Linked DNA regions of Homo sapiens: regions 2, 3 and 4 are each linked to region 1. A link is an interaction called in ENCODE POLR2A ChIA-PET data of the cell type or tissue named here. Cell type or tissue: GM12878. All regions are shown on one strand.

Evidence for each region. Peaks named below come from ENCODE experiments on the same cell type or tissue, not always from the same donor. Only the 100,000 strongest peaks of a DNase experiment are listed, where the experiment ranks them.
Region 2: POLR2A ChIA-PET joins it to region 1 with 6 read pairs; 2 of 35 experiments call an interaction of 5 or more read pairs at or near these places.
Region 3: POLR2A ChIA-PET joins it to region 1 with 6 read pairs; 6 of 35 experiments call an interaction of 5 or more read pairs at or near these places.
Region 4: POLR2A ChIA-PET joins it to region 1 with 5 read pairs; 9 of 35 experiments call an interaction of 5 or more read pairs at or near these places.

The regions. Positions count from the first base shown.
Region 1 is chr15:64,556,424-64,561,423 of GRCh38, reverse strand. All of the region lies in intron 2 of ZNF609 (zinc finger protein 609), which reads right to left. All of the region lies in intron 4 of LOC101930091 (a long non-coding RNA gene), which reads left to right. Among named protein-coding and RNA genes, the nearest start is that of ZNF609, 98 kb to the right of the region's middle. RefSeq lists enhancers at 3,035-3,534, 3,535-4,036. In GM12878, no CTCF peak of the experiment used is centred here; no DNase peak of the experiment used is centred here; H3K27ac peaks cover 316 bases.
Region 2 is chr15:64,102,353-64,107,352 of GRCh38, reverse strand. All of the region lies in intron 1 of SNX1 (sorting nexin 1), which reads right to left. Among named protein-coding and RNA genes, the nearest start is that of SNX1, 8.9 kb to the right of the region's middle. RefSeq lists a silencer at 1,869-2,163. In GM12878, no CTCF peak of the experiment used is centred here; no DNase peak of the experiment used is centred here.
Region 3 is chr15:64,662,342-64,667,341 of GRCh38, reverse strand. All of the region lies in intron 3 of ZNF609 (zinc finger protein 609), which reads right to left. Among named protein-coding and RNA genes, the nearest start is that of OAZ2, 38 kb to the left of the region's middle. RefSeq lists enhancers at 1-328, 329-1,028. In GM12878, no CTCF peak of the experiment used is centred here; a DNase peak (open chromatin) is centred at 1,984.
Region 4 is chr15:64,617,258-64,622,257 of GRCh38, reverse strand. All of the region lies in intron 2 of ZNF609 (zinc finger protein 609), which reads right to left. The region is part of intron 3 of LOC101930091 (a long non-coding RNA gene); the gene reads left to right. Among named protein-coding and RNA genes, the nearest start is that of OAZ2, 84 kb to the left of the region's middle. RefSeq lists an enhancer at 4,039-4,631. In GM12878, no CTCF peak of the experiment used is centred here; a DNase peak (open chromatin) is centred at 2,040; H3K4me3 peaks cover 908 bases; H3K27ac peaks cover 1,705 bases.

The DNA.
Region 1 (5,000 bases):
AAAATTAAGATCCTATTTTGGTTTGCTATATTAAAACTGATACAACAAGAAGGCTGGGCAATGGAGACTCAAGTAATCAGTAGAGAGCCAAGAACCTGCCCTCACAAAGATTTCTCTAGAAGAGAAAAACTGACAAACAAGATGACAATATCAGAAAGTAGTAAGTGCTGTTATAAAAATAAAACAAAACAAAGTAATAGGTTAGATAACAAGTCACTGAGGGTACCACGTTAGATAAAGGAGTATGGAAGAGCTGATAACTGAATAAGCTGAGTACTGGGGAGGAACAACCAGGATGAGGGACCAGGAAGTATAAAAACTCTTAAGTAAGAGCAGATATAAAGCCTATGTGGGTGGTATATGAATGGGAATAATGGTAAGATCAGTTTAAGTAGGCAGTTGCAGTCAGATACGTAGAAATTTGGGGCCTTGGTAACAGAATTTAGATTTTATCCTAATTTGGCAAGTCATTTGAGGATTTTTAAGCAGAAGAATTAATGACATTGAGACTATGCTCAAAAATATAAAGATGCTGTTTTTCTCACTGAAGTTCACAGGTTCGTATAAAGCCAACAAATTTTTCAAAGTTCATGAAAAATGTATGGAGGAAATTTAGCACTTAAATTAAAATATACATTCTATGGACTTCAGCCAACTTTGACCTGTTTCTCTACTCCTTGTTCCCATAATCTAGTCAGTTAAGAAATCCTGCCAATTTCTTCTTCATAATTATCATCTATTTACTCCTCTTGCCAAGCATCCCACTTCAAAATCTTTTCCATCTCTGTTCTTTTCCTCTTCTCCTCCACACACATGCTCATGTGCGTGAATGCACACAGATGGGCACAAAATTTGAGACAATCTTGTTGGGAAGAGCGGTCCCCAAGTTTTCTCTTAGCATCTAAATAATGAGTATGAAAGAATATTTCGATTTCAGGAATACAAAATAAGGAATTCCCTGGGTAAGAGATGACTATGAACAATAAATAAACACTATCTAGATGGAATAACATCTAGTAGAAAACCAAAGGATCTTCTGCGGGGGGAAAAAAAAAAACAAATTAAAAAACCAGAGAGACGCTGGGTGTGGTGGCTCACACCTGTAGTCCCAGCACTTTGGGAGGCCGAGGCGGGCAGATCACGAGGTCAAGAGATCAAGACCATCCAGGCCAACATGGTGAAACCCCATCTCTACTAAAAATACAAAAAAATTAGCCAGGTGTGGTGGCATGCACCTGTAGTCCCAGCTACTCGGGAGGCTGAGGCAGGAGAATCACTTGAACCTGGGAGGTGGAGTTTTCAGTGAGCTGAGATTGTGCCACTGCACTCTAGCGTGGTGACAGAGCGAGACTCAGTCTCAAAAAAAACCCAGAGAGACAAGAGGAAGGGTGGTAAGTATGTAATTACTCTAGATACTGGACAGAGGTATAACAACTCATCTGATTAAGATGTAGCTACAAAAGCTCCTATTTTACTCCCTTCTCTGTTTATCATTTTAACTTCTATTTAACTCAGTTTATTGTCTTATACTATTATTGCTACGGATACTATTATTTATCTTGCTTACATCACAAAGTGGGTGAATAGAAAAGGAAGGTAGAATATTAAACGAGATATCTGTGAAGGCACATAGTAAACTAGAAAGGGCTAAACAAATTCATTTATTCAATAAATACTTATTGAGCGACCACTCAGTGCTAGACACAAAACAGACATGTTCTATGTTCTCATGGAGTTTATAGGTGGTAGGGGATCTTATTAAAGTTATTAATATAATTATTCATTATATGCCCATCTTTCCTGCTGGATACTGAGGTTCTCTAGAAGGCTATGTCATTATTTCATTCCTCCTAACAATGATCACAGAACCTGGTACACAGAAGGTGATAAATAAATGTTAGAATTGGGAATACCTCACGCAAAGGCTTTTCTAGTGTTCAGCTACAGGGCCGCTTCTCAGATTCCAACTTGGCTACCAATGGTCTCCTTGCTACACACCCCAGGGGCTCAGCCAATCTTCCTTTCCCCTTGGTTGCTGCCATCAGGCACTTTTTATCTTTGAGGATTTCCATAACCTCCACACCTGCCTGATTAACCAAGAGGTGAGCTTTTGGCCCTTTCTGTTTTTATCTTCAGGACTTGAGTCTCACTACTATCACCTCTTGATTCTATCTTAAAGCCAAGAGATCCTTTCTTTCTAAATAGAAGTTGCAATTAAGGCAGAACAACAAGCACCTCCTTGGTCTAAAATTTAAAAAATTTACATTTATGAGGCCACACATTAAAATAGTTCACAAGGTTAGAGTTCAGCCTGGGAATTATGTATCCTCTCTGGAAATTTACTCACATTCCAGCCAAAGCCACAGAAGAGAATTTAACTGCAAAGGCATGATATCTCTCAGACACTAAAAAGTGCAATGCTCTATTTCAGACTGGGAGATAGAGTGAAACAGTGAGAAAAATCATAACTTCTTGGGTCAAGGTCCAGATGAAAGGCCTGCTGACTCAAAGGAAATGGCAACTAAAAAAAAAAAAAGGAAATATTTTAGAGTTTCAAAGCTATACAAAAGAAGCTGCAAAATAAAATTCTTTGAAATAAACCTCAATAGTTAAGTTCCAATACCAAGATTTCCTCATACTTTAGTCTATTTTAGTTTTCTGTTTGAACTGTATGTATGTGCTAGACAACAAATATTTATTGAGTAGTTACTATTTGCCAATCAAGAAGGATGTGATGATGTGATGGAAGCAGAAAAAGAACTTGTGGCAATGAAACAATTAGGCTATGACAATACAACATGGCAAGGGAGGCACAGGAATCTGTGGCAACACAAAGAGGAATATGTAACTCAGCTTTGGGCAGAAAGGACTTCCCAGAAGGAAGATATAAACTCTAAGCTAAGATCAGAAAAATAAATATGAGCCAGACAACAGTAACAATACTTACATAGTACTTATTAAGTGCCAAGCATTATTTTAAGAGTATTCCATATATTTACCTAATAACTCTCCCAACCACCCTATGAAGCTGAAACTATTATTCACATTGTATAGATGAGGAAATTGAGGCTTTGAGAGATAAAGTAAACTGCCACAGTTACATGGTAAGCAGAACCAGGATTGGAACCCAGGTAGGAGGTGGGGGTAGGGGTGGCAAGAGATGGCAAGGGAAGGGGAAATCAAAGGGTGACAGGTAGAGAAATGTACGTATTACAATTTGGAGAACAAAAAAGGTACAGCAATAATGGAGAGTTAAGTATGGTGAGCTTCTTGGGAGAGGTTAAGAATGAAAATTTATGAGAAACTATATTAAGCTGGGGCTACTTACACCTTGAATTACAGTAGTAAATAACAAACCAAAAAGCAATAGTCTATGTATGATATACACCAATAGACTATAAAGTGATTTCCTGGTATCTCCTCCTTTAAGAAAATCTTTCGGCCGGGCGCGGTGGCTCACGCCTGTAATCCCAGCACTTTGGGAGGCCGAGGCGGGCGGATCACGAGGTCAGGAGATCGAGACCACAGTAAAACCCCGTCTCTACTGAAAATACAAAAAATTAGCCAGGTGCGGTGGTGGGCGCCTGTAGTCCCAGCTACTCGGGAGGCTGAGGCAGGAGAACGGCGTGAACCTGGGAGGCGCAGCTTGCACTGGGCCGAGATCGCGCCACTGCACTCCAGCCTGGGCGACAGAGCGAGACTCCGTCCCAAAAAAAACCAGAAAATCTTTCTATATACCACTAACAGTATTCAGCTTCCTAAAAAATTCCTAAAATTCAATTTCATGACACTACCCTGATCAAAAAGTCTTTAATAGCTCTTCACTGATTATAAGATTCATGCCAAATTTATGAGACTTCATAAAATGAGCTCCATCTCTCTTTCCACCAATCCCCACCACTAATTTCAGCCCTCGATAGAATTATTCATTGCCCTGGGAATTTTTATTCATTGCTGAATAAAAATTTGGACTAAATATTTCAGTTTCACACTCTGTATCATACTTCAGCCTACACACAATATATTTATTACATCTGCACAGTTTCACAATTTTTAGTGGGTGCAGAAGAAGGAGTAGAAGAGTAAATTTGTGCAAACTGAACCAGTTCCTGATTATTTTTCAATGTTCTCTGAAATCACTGCACGTACAAAAAATCTGACCATCTACTATTAGAAGGTATGTAAAGAATTACACATTTTTTTGGTATCAGAAGTTGTCAAAAAAAAAAAAAAGAAGAATAAGAAAAAAGAATTACATTTCAGGTTTGCTCAGTGGCAGATATTTTAGCATTCTGAATAATATGTGACATACCAAATCCCATAATTTCAAACTAATAGTCTGTGCTATCTCCAAAACCAAGAATCTCATTCTTACCAAAAATGTCAGAAAGAAGAACTAAATTTAATATTAACTTGTTATTACTAAATGAGCTTACATTTTGGATATAATTATCCTGGTTCCTCTTTACGGTTTTTAATCTTTAATGTTGAAAAGTTCATTGTATGACTTATTTATTATAAATGGCATTAAATCCTTTTAAAAAGCAGATAGGATATAAATAATATTTTGAAATTCCCTCAAATACTGATAACTAAGTATACACTAAATCTAGTAACTATAAAAAAACTCAATAAACCTAGGTAATGCTGTAACTGTATTACAGAGGCTAAAAATCGGAAGGTAAACACTGTATATAACAACCAAGAACTGGTCAACATGGTGTTAACAGATTACAAACAGACTAAATACACTGGCATTATGTGAAAGACTAGTAAAGCAGTGCTAAGTATTTAGTGGCTAGGAGGGAAGGGCAATAATTTCTGTTAAATTTTTAATTAGGGTTGGGAAACTGATCACTTATTTAACCTTTCATTTGGTTTCTTCATCTATAAAATGCAAATAGATAATATCTGATTGTCATGAGGGTTAAATAAACTAATATATATATATGAAGCATTTAGAATAATGGCTGGCATTTAAAATAAGTGCTGGCCAGGAG
Region 2 (5,000 bases), 450 kb after region 1:
TGTTGCTTAACTGCTCTTTGCTCCACACAGAACCCTTACATTACAGTCAAAGGATCTCAAAAACGTAGGTACTGTTAAAACTTAACTGTATTTAGAGGTCAAATCCAAATTAAATGGTAAGGTAACATGGCTCTTGGAGGATGAGATAACTCATTTTTTGAGGGAAAATTAGTATATTTCATAGTAAGGCAAGATAGAGCTAAGGAGTTGTGTGATCACACTAATGTAACAGGACAAGGACAATTAGGAGTAAATCTATCCCAGGAGCTATACCCAGATCATAAATGGGCCTCCATGGAGTCTTTAAAAACTACCCTGGAAGAACTTAGCATGAAATACTGTTGGTTTTGCCACCTTTACTTCTAGGGAGAAATGAGTGAGGTGGGACAGCCTATTAGTTTTTATTGCTGCTGCAACAAATCATCACAAATTTAACAGTTTAAACAATGCAAATTATCTTACAGTTCTGAAAAAGTCCAATGGGTTTTGCTGGGCTAAAATCAAGGTGTCAGTAGGGCTGTGTTCCTTTCTGGAGGTTCTAGGAAAGAATCTGTTTCCTTGCCCTTTCTGGCTTCTAGGGTTCTTTGCCTCACGGCCCACTTCTTCCATCTTCAAAGCCAGTAACATTTCATCTCTTTGCGTCTCTTCCATATCGTCTTTCATAGCCTGTCTTACATTTTTAAGGATCCTTGTGATTACACTGTCCCAGCCAGATAATCCAGGATAACTTCCATATCTTAAGGTCAGCTGATTAGCAATCTTAATTCCATCTTCAACCTTAACTCCCCCTTGCCACATAACCTAACATACTCACTGGTTGCAGGATTAAGATGTGGACTTCTTTGGGAAAAGGAAGGGGGGCATTATTCAGCCTACAGCAGACAGTGACTCCTCTCCCACCACGTTTCAAAACTGGCACAGATGCACTAAAAGTATTTGTGCTTGGGAGAATGGACATTCAATGTCCACTGGATTTCAGAATAGGGTGTACCTAACTCTACAAACTAGAGTTTAACTCCATAGCTTAAGGAGTTAAACTAGGGGTTCTTATCTTGGGGTCCATTAGCCACATACTTCAGGGGGTAATCTATGAACTTGGATGGGAATAAAATTATTATAATTTCATTTTCATTAACCTTGAACTGAAATTTGGCATATACATTAATCATAAAGATAAGCAACAAACCATAATAGAAGTACCTGAGATTGTAACTGATATTAGATATTTTTATATGAGATTATGGTTTTTATAGATCTCAAAGTCTCATTTATGCTCATCTCTATTTAAGTATGTTATTAATGTAAAATCATTTTAATTTATTAAAACTGAATTTCAATATAATTGGTTTCCTTCATATTTTAATGTATTTTATTTCATACATTTAAAAACATTATTCTGGGGATGTGTCCACAGGCTTTACAGGGCCTGCCAATTGGCCCACAGCACAAAAAAGGTAAAGAACTTCTGAGATACAGAGTAGAGGGACTAATGAAAATGGAAAAGGGAGAGCTGGAAGGATGGGGAAAATAGCATGAAGCTGACCACTGAGCTAGTTAAGGAAAATCATGTGCAAGGCCATTAGAGACCTCATGAGACCCCAGATTTAGCCTCAGACATTCTACTGAATTCTCTGGTTTAATTTCCCAACTAAACTTTTTGGGTCTCAACCTAACAAAACTTAGAAAGGGCCCAGAAAACCGCAGAAGAATCACAGTATTAATGGGTGGATTACCTTCTAAATTGAAAAAGCAAACCCAGTTCAAATCTGCTCTGAAAGCAGAATGAAGCTCCAGCTGTCCACGTGACGAAGCAAAAGAATAAGCCAGAAAAAGTTGAGCAACAGCTTTTCCTGGAGATGAGATACTTACGGCTACTTGCTCTAGTAACTATCAACTACTCATGATTTATTTATGTCAAAAGTTACTTGAGTGCTGAGAAGCTTGAGGACCAAGGAAGAGATATCAGATTTTTTTTTCTTTTCTCCAGTCCAAACTAATGAACTACAAATGGCCAAGTTGTCAGAGTGGCCTTACCACCTAAGTAAACAATGGGTTGGCAACCCTTACAGAAACCAGAAGTCTGACGGCAACCTTTATTGTTTCTCTCATAAGCCCCTAATTTTTTTTTTTTTTTGAGACAGAGTCTCGCTGTATCCCCCAGGCTGGAGTGCAGTGGTGCAACCTCCACTTCGCGGGTTCAAGCGATTCTCATGCCTCAGCCTCCTGAGTAGCTGGGATTACAGGCACGCACCACCACGCCTGGCTAATTTTTGTATTTTTAGTAGAGACAGGGGTTCGCCATGTTAGCCAGGCTGGTCTCGAACTCCTGACCTCAGGTGATCCACCCACCTCAGCCTCCCAAAGTGCTGGGATTACAGGCGTGAGCCACCGTGCCCGGCCCCAAACCCTACTTTTAAATAAATTTTAAGTCAGGTTATTATTAGCCATCTTTTTTTTTTTTTTTTTTTAAGATCAAGTCTTGCTCTGTCGCCCAGGCTGGAGTGCAGTGGCGCAATCTCAGCTCACTGCAACCTCTGCCTCCCGGGTTCAAGTGATTCTCCTGTCTCAGCGTCCCAAGTAGCTGGGATTACAGACATGCGTTGTCACACCCAGCTAAATTTTGTATTTTTAGTAGAGATGGGGTTTCACTATGTTGGCCAGGCTGGTCTTGAACTCCCAACCTCAGGTGATCTACCTGCCTTGGCCTCCCAAAGTGCTGGGATCACAGACATGAGCCACAGTGCCCGGCCTATTAGCCATCTTTAAAAGTCTTCTCCCTGGGCCGGGCGCAGTGGCTCACGCCTGTAATCCCAGCACTTTGGGAGGCTGGGGAGGGTGGATCACAAGGTCAGGAGATTGAGACCATCCTGGCTAACACGGTGAAACCCTGTCTCTACTAGAAATACAAAAAAATTAGCCGGGCGTGGTGGCGGGCGCCTGTAGTCCCAGCTACTCGGGAGGCTGAGGCAGGAGAATGGCATGAACCCGGGAGGCAGAGCTTGCAGTGAGCCAAAATCGCGCCACTGCACTCCAGCTGGGGCGACACAGCGAGACTCCGTCCCAAAAAAAAAAAAAAAAAACCCTTTACTCCAAAACTGGTGTTCTATAATTACTTTTATTAGCTTTTCCTCCATAATTCTGAAAGCTAAGTTAATTGCTAGTACAATACAATGATCAAGAAATTAATGAGTTTATGTATTTCAGGGAAATCTAAACTTATGCGAAGTAAAACTTTACTATTTGAGCTGAGCACTAAAATGAGTCTTTGCATATACCTATCACTTTTTTCAAGAATATATTTACCACAAGGTAGAATTTCAACTTCTGATCATTTGACCAGATGTGACCACTTGATGTATGTTAACTCCAAAAACAAGTGTTTGAGGCAATATCCCTGTAGAAAACACTACACACTAGAATTTTTACCAATATTAGCTATAAATGACTAAACTAGTAACTAAACAAACTAAGTGATACACCTTTGTTTAAAGATACTGTTATAAAGATTCACTTTCAGAAGTCTGATTAAGATCAGAGAAGGGCTAATATCAAGAAACTTAATGAGGATGTGTTATATCTTTGGGAACAACCACCATGCATGTTTCACAGAACAGAGAATTAAAGTATTAGCCAGATTAACCATCATTTTTCTTATGGCTTTTTAATAAAACTACCAAACTCTATAACCACTCAGAGAAATAAACTGTTTATAGTTAACAATCTTTCCATAAAGCATAAACAAAAATACCAAGCCTGAACAGTTTTATAGGTACCACCAATTTTTAAGAAACAGATCATTCCAATAGTATAAACATTCTCGAAAGAATAGAAGAAATTACCATATAATCTTAATTCCCCAAACCATACAATTTTCATGAGAAAGAAACTACAGGTTTATCTTATGAACGTAGATGTAAAAGAATATATAATAGCAATCCAAACCCAGCAATGTATAAAAAAAGACATTATTAAAAATACAAAAAACAACAAATGCTGGCAAGGATATGGAGAAAGGGGAACACTCATACACTGTGGGTGGGAATGTGAAGTAGCACAGCCATTATGGAAAACAGTATGGAGATTACTAAAAGAACTAAAAATGTAACTACCATAGCATCCAGCAACCCCACTACTAGGTATGTATCCAAAAGAAAGCAAATATATCAAAGCATATATATTTCTTCTGCATGCCCATGTTTATTCCAGCACACTATTCACAACAGTCAAGATATGGAATCAACCTAAGTGTCCATGAATGGATGAATGGATAAAGAATATGTGGTATAGGCCAGGCATGGTGGCTCACACCTGTAATCCCAACACTTCGGGAGGCCAAGGAGGGCACATCACTTGAGCCCAGGAGTTTGAGACCAGCCTAGGCAACGTGGCAAAACCCCGTCTCTACTAAAAATACAAAAATTAGCTGGGCATGGTGGCATGCACCTGTAGCCCCAGCTACTTGGGAGGCTATGATGGGAGGATCACCAGAGCACAGGAGGTCAAGGGAAGTGGGCCATGATTGCACCACTGCACTCCAGCCTGGGAGACAGAGCAAGACCCTGTGTCAAAAAAAAAAAAAAAAAAAAAAAAAGAAGGCGTGGTATATATACAAAATGGACTATTATTCAGGCATAAAAAAGAATGAACTCCTGTTATTTAGAGCAACATGGATGGAACTGGAGGTCATTACGTTAAGTGAAAGAAGTCAGGCACAGAAAGACAAATGTCAAGTGTTCTCACTCATCTGTGGGAGTCAAAAACATGGATCTCATGGAGGTAGAGGGTACAATGGTGATTCCCAGAAGCTGAGAAGGGAAGGCAGGGCAGGATGAGGAGAAGTTGGTTAATGGGTACAAAAATACAATTAGAAGGAATAAGTTCTAGTATTTGACAGCAGGAAGATTACAGTTAGCAATAATTTATCGTATGTTCCAAAAGAGCTAGAAGAATTCTAATGTTCTCAACAAAAAGATAAATGTTTGAGGTGATGAATATCCCAA
Region 3 (5,000 bases), 110 kb before region 1:
AATAAAATACTTTTTGATTTGGCACTTCTAGGACATATCTCTAGTAACTCACTTATATTCATTTATTCTTCGACATACAATGTTGTCTAAAAATCACTGGACATGGAGTTAGAAAACCTCAGTGCAAATCCTGGCTTTGTTATAGTGTAACCTTGAACAAGTCACTTGGCTTCTACAAATCTCAGGGTTTTTTTGTTTGTTTTGTTTTTTTGAGACAGAGTCTCGCTCTGTCGCCCAGGCTGAAGTGCAGTGGCACGAATCTCGGCTCACTATAAGCTCCGTCTCCCGGGTTCACGCCATTCTCCTGCCTCAGCCCCCCGAGTAGCTGGGACTAGAGGCGCACATCACCACACCCGGCTAATTTTTGTTGTATTTTTTAGTAGAGACAGGGTTTACCATGTTAGCCAGGATGGTCTTGATCTCCTGATCTCATGATCCGCCCGCCTCGGCCTCCCCAAAGTGCTGGGATTACAGGCATGAGCCACCGCGCCTGGCCCAAATCTTAGATTTTTAAAAATATAGGATTAAGCCGGGTGCGGTGGCTCATGCCTGTAATCCCAGCACTTTGGGATGCCAAGGCGAGTGATCACTTGAGGTCAGGGGTCCAAGACCAGCCAGCCTGGCCAAGATGGTGAAACCCCATCTCTACTAAAAATACAAAAATTAGCTGGGCGTGGTGGTGGGCGCCTGTAGTCCCAGCTACTCAGGAGGCTGTGGCAAGAGAACTGCTTGAACCCAGGAGGTGTTCAAGGAGGTGTTGCAGTGAGCTGAGATTGTGCTACTGCACTCCAGCCTCGGCGACAGAGCAAGGCTTCATCTCAAAAAATAAATAAATACAATAAAGTAAAAAAGAAAAATAAAACTATTATGTGCTAGATGTTTTCATATTATCTTATTGAATATTTACAGCCTTAAATCACTTTTATTTTTATTTAATTATTTTTATTTTGGACAGAGTCTCGCTCTGTTGTCCAAGCTAGAGTGCAGTAGTGCAATCTTGGCTCACTGCAACCTCCGCCTCCCAGGTTCAAGCAATTCTTGTGCCTCAGCCTCCCAAGTAGCTGGGATTACAGGCGTGTGCCACCATGCATGGCTGATTTTTGTGTTTTTAGTAAAGACAGGGTTATACCATGTTGGCCAGGCTGGTTTTGAACTCCTGGCCCCAAGCGATCCACCCAACTTGGTCTCCCAAAGTGCTGAGATTACAGTAGTCACTAGGCCAATCACTTTTATTTTTATTTGTGTGTGTGTGTTTTTTTTTTTTTTTGAGACGAAGTCTTGCTCTGTTGCCCAGGGTGGAGTGCAGTGGCGCAATCCCTACTCACTGCAACCTCCGCCTCCTGGGTTCAAGCGATTCTCCTGCCTCAGCCTCCTGAGTAGCTGGCATTTGTTTATTTATTTTTTAATTTAATTTTTAATTTTAATTTTTATTTTTGAGATGGAGTTTTGCTCTTGTTGCCTAGACTGGAGTGCAATGGCGTGATCTTGGGTCATCGCAACCTCCGCCTCCCAGGTTCAAGCAATTCTCCTGCCTCAGCCTCCCGAGTAGCTGGGATTACAGGCATGTACCACCACGCCCAGCTAATTTTATATTTTTAGTAGATATGGGGTTTCTCCATGTTGAGGCTGGTCTCAAACTCCTGACCTCAGGTGATCTGCCTGCCTCGGCCTTCCAAAGTGCTGGGATTACAGGCATGCGCCACCGGGCCCGGCCCATTTGTTTACTTTTTATAATTTTTTCTGTTTGTTTAAAAATAGAGACAGAGTCTCACTATGTTACCCAGGCTGGTTTCAACTCCTGGTCTCAAGTGATCCTCCTGCCTTGGTTTCCTAAAGAGCTGGGATTACAGGCATGAGCCACGGCACCTGGTCTTAAATCACTTTTTGAGGAAGGCAGGCCATAAGTGGGTGCCAAAAATCCTGTCATATAAGGATTGTTAAGGCTACTTTGCAAAGGAGGAAATGATACACCAGAAAGGATAAATCATTTACTCAAGGGTTCACTATTAGTGGTCAGATCTTTCAGACTCTAAGGCCTGACACAGCTATCTCTAATGGATTCTGATTGTTTTCACACAATTTTCTTAGAATATCCTGTTACCTTCACCTTAGATAAAAGACACATACACATACAGGATTGCAGGGGGTCATCCAGAGGGGAAAAGGATAGGAATCCTATCCCTTTGCAGTGCCCTGGCATCTTAAGGGAAATGGCATCTCTCCTAAAGAAGTAATTAGGCTAAATTCTCTCTAGCTATTAGCAAAGTGATTTCAAATGGATGTCTCCCCCAAAAGGTGGCCTGCTCTGATTACTGCATAATCAATTTAATAGGAACAGAGTCCATTTATAGAGAAGGTAAGACTTAGAGATAGGCATCTCATTTATAAGGGCAGATGAGCACAGCTGTACACAGAGAGCAGGCACACAACTAGAAGATGAATCTCATTACTATTCTTGAAACAGCTGGGTGGGAACACATGTTTATAAATCAGGCTTCTTCCTTTGGTATAATCTGCAAACTTTAGCAATAATGAATGAGCTGAAGAGAAGACAGGTCAAACAAGGTGCTGGAAATGGGAGAAGGGAAGAGAAAAAATTATGATATGGAAAGACAAAATGGAGGCTTGTTTAAATGTCAAAGGAAACACACATTGATGAGGTTTAATAGTCTTCCTGCAAGGTTCCGAGTTGAGACAGCTGGAGAATAGGACGACAGGAAAGAAAAGCAGCAAATAACACTTAACAGACCAAGTTTCTCTATTAGGGGCTAGCTTTAGAGAAGCAAGTAGGCTGAAGAGAAAGAAAAACTGGTCTTCATCTTGGAAAACTTACTATTTTTCATAAGTGTTCACAAAATAAGGAAAGGCTCAGCATGTTTGAGGATAATACTGCTAAAAAACAGCAGTAATAAATAGTGCTCCGTGTTTCTCTAGAATCTTACTTTCAGATTTACCAAGTCTTATGGACATAATCTAAGTACCCATTATTAAGTTTTAGAGTACTCACTATTCTCCCTTCTTCAAGGTGATAAATATTGGAGCAGAGTAAAGGGAAAATGATGACATGTATGAGGCACTAGTCAGGTTCCCCTAGTTATTATTATTATTATTTTTGAGACAGAGACTCACTGTGTCACCCAGGCTGGAGTGCAGTGGTGCAATCTCGGCTCACTCCAGCCTCTGCCTCCCAGGCTCAAGCAATACTCCTGCCTCAGCCTCCCAAGCAGCTGGGATTACAGGTGTGCACCACCACACCTCGTTAATTTTTGTATTATTAGTAGAGATACTGTTTCACCATGTTGGTCAGGCTGGTCTCGAAGTCCTGCCTCAGGTGATCCACCTGCCTCGGGCTCCCAAAGTGCTGGGATTACAGGCATGAGCCACCACGACTGGCCAGGTTCCCACAGTTCTTAGGAGTGAAATGCTGAGACAAACTCAATCCCAAAGCAGCACTGCTTTGTTTCAGATAATAATTCAAAACCTCAAAACATTTGTGTAGTCAAGGCTGATCCAAGTATAATAGTAGAAAGAGAGAGAGAGATTTTTTTCTAGGCCCCTCATTTTTACTATTTCCATTAGTACATACTTTCTCTCAGGGATCTGGTACCTTCATGCTCAGCTCCTTCATGCTCAGACCAATTCCCTTCTTGAAACGCTTCCTTCACTTGGCTTCCAGAACACCATACTCTCCTGGTTTTCCTCCTATCTCTCTGGTCATTCCTCAGCATCTTTTGCTGGTACTTCATGTGTAGCTGATGACTCAAACTTCTATCCCTAGCCCCAACCTCTCCCCTAAACTCCAGATTCATGTATCTAATCACAAACTTGACATTTCCATTGGACGTCTAAATGGAGATCTCAAACTTAATATGTTCCAAACTGAGCTCCTGATACCCATCCTCTCCTTAACAACCCTCTCCTCCAAGAACAACAAAAACAACTTGCTCTGAATTCTCCCTATCTGAGGTAATGGCATGTGTACATCCTTCTAGGTGTTCAGGTCAAAACCCTTAGAGTTTTACTTGGTTCCTCTCCTACTATCCATGTCCCCACACCTGACCATCAGCAAATCTTTTTGGCTCAACCTTCAAAATATATCCAGATTTTGATCATTTCTCATTACCTCCACTTCTACTGCTCCAAGCACTCCTTAAATTATTGCAATAGCTTCCTAACTTGCTTCCATCTTTATCACTTTCTGACCTGTTCTCAACACAGAGACCAGAGAGATCCTGTTAAATAAAACCTCTCATATCCTATCATTTCTCTGTATAAAACCTTTTAGCTTTTGAACTCATACATACAGGTATAGGTGATACATACATCTGTATGTATCACCTATTCCCAAAAAAACACATAAAAATAGTTATTAGTTAGCCAAGCACGGTGGCTCATGCCTGTAATCTCAGCAATTTGGGAGGCCGAGGCAGGTGGATCATCTTAGGTCCGGAGTTCAAGACCAGCCTGGTCAACATGGTGAAACCCCATCTTTACTAAAAATACAAAAATTAGCCGGGCAGTAGTGGCGCGTGCCTGTAATCCCAGCTCCTGAGGAGGCTGAGGCAAGAGAATCGCGTGAGCCTGGGAGGCAGAGGTTGTGGTGATCCGAGATCGCGCCACTGCACTCCCGTCTGGGCAACAGAAAGAGACCCTGTCTCAAGAAAAAAAAAATTATTAGTTTTAGTAGAAATATCTCAATGTTTTAAAAATGCTTCATGGCCAAGCATGGTGGCTCATGCCTGTAATCTCAGCATTTTGGGAGGCCAAGGTGGGAGGATTGCTTGAGCATAGGAATTCGAAACTAGCCTGGGCAATGTAGTGAGACCCTGTCTCTAAAAAATTCTTTAAATTATCTGGGCTTGTTGGCATGTGCCTGTAGTGCCAACTACTATGGAGGCTGACATGGGGGGATCACTTGAGCCCGGGAGATCTAGGCTGTAATGAGTTGAGATGTTGCCCCTGCACTCCAGCCTAATTCACAGAGGAAAAAAAAAAGATGG
Region 4 (5,000 bases), 61 kb before region 1:
CTAGAAGGAATAAAGTTATAGCAGGGCTGGGATTAACCTGGTGGGAATTTCTAACCCTTAGAAACTGTAACATGTAACAGTGGTTGTTTAATGAGAATGGCATCTTGGAATATAATTCTAACATCAAATTTATCTATAAGAAACAGGAGGTGCTGTTGCCACCCAGAAGCCAATCAACAGCAGTCTGAAGATGTTGTTGATTATGTACACATAGATAGAAATAGTCAAACATGGCTAGGCACGGTGGCTCACACTTGTAATCCCAGCACTTTGGGAGGCCGAGGTGGGCAGATCACCTGAGGTCAGGAGTTCGAGACCAGCCTGACTAACATGGTGAAACCCCATCTCTACTAAAAATACAAAAATTAGCCGGGCGTAGTGGTGGGCGCCTGTAATCCCAGCTATCCAGGAGGCTGAGGCAGCAGAATCGCTTGAACCTGGGAGGCAGAGGTTGCAGTGAGCTGAGATCGTCTCAAAAAAAAAAAAAAAAGAAAGAAGCAATTTGCTTCCAAAACCAGAAACTAGAACCTCTCACAAGAATGTAATTAGTTAGGTTCCAAGAAGAATGCAACCCATCTAGAGACAACATAAAAGTTGTGATGGGTCAGGTGCAATGGCTCATGCCTGTAGTCCTAATGTTTTGGGAGGCCTATGGAGGAAGATCACGTGTAGCCAAGAGTTCAAGACTAGCCTGGGTAACATAGCAAGACCCCACCTCTATAAAAAACAAAAATAAAAAAGGTATCTGTGTGTGGTGGCATATGCCTGTATTCTCAGCTACTCCAGAAGCGGAGGTGGGAGGACCACTTGAGCCCAGGAGGTTGAGGCTACAGTGAGCTATGATTGCACCACTGTACTCCAGTCTGGGTGACAGAGTGAAATCCTATCTCAAAAAAAAAAAAAAGAATGAAATGAAGTGGGCAGTGATCCTTTAACTCTTTAAATCCCAGAATTTATGAGGCTGACAAAGTCTATTATGCTCGAGTGATTGATGCCCCAATCCTGAATGAGCATAACGTCTTGCATATGCAAAGACACTCAATGCACACACTGGCTTATTTCCTCCGAAGATTAAGTATGATACTAATCAGCAGACCTAGAAAATGAGAGTCAAAGATTGGGACTTTCCCAATCCTTGGGACTCTTCCCTTTGTGAGGAATTCTTAGTCTAGGTCCTTTAATAGAGAGTCCTTTGTGAGGACTTCTTAGTCTAGGTCCTTTAATAGACTTCTTAGTCTAGTCCTTTAATAGAGACATTCAGAGAAGATCATACATGTATCCGTAAGCCAAGCTTCTAAATAGCTCTGCAACAAAACTCTGATTCTGGAATAATTTACTACATGACTATCACTCTATCTATAATCCATTTCCCTCCCACAACACACACAGAGACAAACACCTTCCTGGCCTTGAAAACTAGCCTATAGGCTGAGGTCTGGGTTCCGGATCCATTCTCCACAGTTGGCTCTGACTTCTTGGCTTAGAAAGTCATCACTATTTGTAGATCATCATTGTGAGTCCACAGAATGTTCATACACTGATTCTGATTAATTCTGGTCCCTGAAGAGCTGCCAAAACATCCTTGTCTGCTTGTCTCACACACACACCCCTTGTACTTCCCCAACTCCACCTTTTTCATGAAATGAAATGGAAGTAGAAGCCTGTATAATGAATCATCTACATTTATGATAAATGCCAAAAGGCATATTTGCTCTCTTGAAAACTGGGCATTTATAATTTAATTTCCCAACCTTCTTGGGATGTGGTAGATCCTGGAAAGATCTTTAAAATTTCCATGCACAGAAGTGAAGGTAAAAAACAACACAGAAAAAGTAAACTGGATCCTCCCTACTCACTCCTCTGCAGTGCTGGAACAAACTCTTGAGAGTCACTAGAGAGGGAAAGTTAGAGACAGAATATACAGATCATCTTTACTCTTGGCCTCACCTCTGTTTATCTATTCTTTCTCTTGGGGAAGAACTGTGACAGAAGCAGTTTCACAGCCTATATGTGTACTTCTTTTGCTTAGGGTTTGTTCCCTTTTTTATACTTTCTTCTACTCACAAGAGAAATTCCTGCAAGGTCCTACTGGACACAGACATTGGCCTAAACCTTCCAGGTCACCCCTGTGAACTTTCTGATTGCCTTGCTTGCACATGTCCTATTGCCAACCTGTTCCACAGCTCAGGCAGCAACCCTAGGCACAGAAGGAAGTTTACCCCAGGGAGACACCTATACACTTTCTCTCAGCCACTGAGGACAGCTCTTTTCTGGAAGTAGTTTAATTTCCTGCTAGGTTATTCAGTGCTCCTGGCAGGCTAGGAGAAACATATGCTAATACATTCTAGATAAAATGAAGTCCCCAGTTTTGCACCAAGAAATCCAGAAAACAACACCTAAAATGTAGGTTGGAAACATCACTGTTGCATTCAAGCAGTCTGCCAAATTATACCCTGCTATACAATAAGTGAAGAGAAGAAACTTCAGCTGAACTGATCACTAAGAATAACAGAACAGACTCATACACATGAGGAACTCATTAACAAGTATGCATCAAACTACCCTTACTGATTAGAGTTACTAGGCAGAGTTTGGCATCTCTGTTGTATGAAGATGACTTTATTTAATTACTTAGTTAATTAAAAGAGATGTTCAGGGATGGGGAGAAGCGACGAAATCCACCTATGGGTTTGAACTATTCATTTTCCATTTACTTTGCAACAGAAATCTAAGGAGAGATCACAGAGCAGCATAATAGTATTTAATTACAGCTCCAGCTCTGTTAATTACCATTTGGTCACATCTATAATCTAACATTAAGCCATAGTGCATAATAAGCTCTGTGATATTCATCTAATAACCTATGTGGCTTTACAGGATTTCATATTCTATTATTCACTGAAACAAAGATAGCTTCATTTATCACTTTCCAGGAGAAGATAACAATCAGAAAAAGGGGGCTGGGTGCAATGGCTCAAGCCTGTAGTCCCAGCACTTTGGGAGGCCAAGGCAGGAGGAGTGCTTGAGTCCAGGAGTTTGAGACCAGCCAGGGCAACATTGTGAGACCCTGTCTTTACAAAAAATTAAAAACAAAAACAAAAACAAAAACAACTAGCTGGGTGTGTTGGCACACACCTGCAGTCCTAGCTACTTGGGACGCTGAGGTAGGAGTGACACGGGTGTGCTGGGTAGAGAACGTGGTCCCTTTAAATGATACAGAAGGGGGTAAGGGAAGTGCTGGGTAGAGGAGGGCATGGTCCCTGGCTAGGGCTCCATCAGGGGCCTGTGTCCACGGACCTAGGTAGATAGGCATTTTTGTTTTCCCGCCCAAATGTTGGATTTCCCAAGACCACCCTGGCCTGCCACAGCCCCTCCCTGTGCCTATAAAAACTCCCCAGACCCTAGCAGGCAGACACACAAGCGGCTGGACTTCTAGAGGAACACATTGGCAGAAGAAGACACAGCGGCTGGACCTCGAGAGGGCGTTGAGAGGAGCATGCCGGCAGAAGAGCACACGTGGCGGAAGAGCACATGACAAATGCCAGCAGGCCGTGGAACGAAGCAGAGTTTGGCTGGGGCATTTGGAGAAGAGCCTGGGCCGCTGAGTAGCTGAACTCCAGGGGAAAACCATCTCCCTTCTGGCTCCCCAATCTGCTGAGCATTACTTTCACTCAATAAAACCTTACACTCATTCTCCAAGCCCACATTTGATCCAATTCTTCCAGTACACCAAGACAAGAACCTTGGGATACAGAAAGCCCTCTGTTCTTGTGATAAGGCAGGGGTCTAATTGAGCTAACACAAGCCGCCTAAGGACAGCTAAACTAAAAGAGCACCCTGTAACACACACCCACTGGGGCTTCAGATGTAAGCATTCACCCCTAGACACTGCCGGGGTTGGAGCCCCATAGCCTGCCCCTCTGTATGTTACCCTACAGGTCTGAGCAGCAGGGCAGTGAAGAAGTGAGCCACACTCCCATTGCACGCCCTGTGAGGGGGACAAGGGAACTTTTCCCATTTCAGGAGGAAAGTTTTGTCCCGGGGGTGAAGGCTGCAGTGAGCTGTGATCGTGCCACTGTACTCTAGCCTGTGCAACAGAGCAAGACCCTGTCTCAAAAAAGGAGAAAAAAAAATCAGAAAAGGACTCATTTTGCCATCTTTTCATATACCTAAAATATAAGAGCAGGGATTGTCAGGAAATTGGGGCCAAGAGGGAAAATAAGGTATAGGAATATTAAAAAGTTAAGGTCATTAGATGCCTTAATAACTACACCAACAAAAGTTAAGCTAATTCTCAGTCTTTGAAATGCTAAGAAGTGCCATCATGGCTCCTAGGGCTTAGCTTACTAGGGAGGTAAACAACAAAACAAAAGCTTGAAAAGAGACTTATAGAGAATTTAAAGAGGAGATCTCTGGAGTTTCCCAACACTTTATGTCCTTTATCTTTTAATACTTTTTGTTTGTTTGTTTGTTTTTTGAGATGGAGTTTCACTCTTGTTGCCCAGGCTGGAGTGCAATGGCGTGATCTCAGCTCACTACAACCTCTGCCTTCCAGATTCAGGCGATTCTCCTACCTCAGCCTCCCAAGTAGCTGGGATTACAGGCTCCCACCACCATGCCTGGCTAATTTTTCTATTTTTAGTAGAGACTGGGTTTTGTCATGTTGGCCAGGCTGGTCTCGAACTCCTGACCTCAGGTGATCCAACCGCCACAGCATCCCAAAGTGCTGGGATTACAGACATGCCTGGCGATAATTCTCTTTTCTTTGAGACAGGGTCTCGCTCTGTCGTCCAGGCTGGAGTGCAGGGGGTGATCATGGTTCACTGCAGCCTCAACCTCTCTGGCTCAAGCAATCCTCCCACCTCAGCCTCCCAAGTAGCTGGGACTACACGTGCACCACCATGCTAGGCTAATTTTTTTTTTTTTTTAATTTTTTGGCCGGGAATGGTGGCTGATGCCTGTGATCCTAGCACTTTGGGAGGCTGAAATGGGAGGACTGT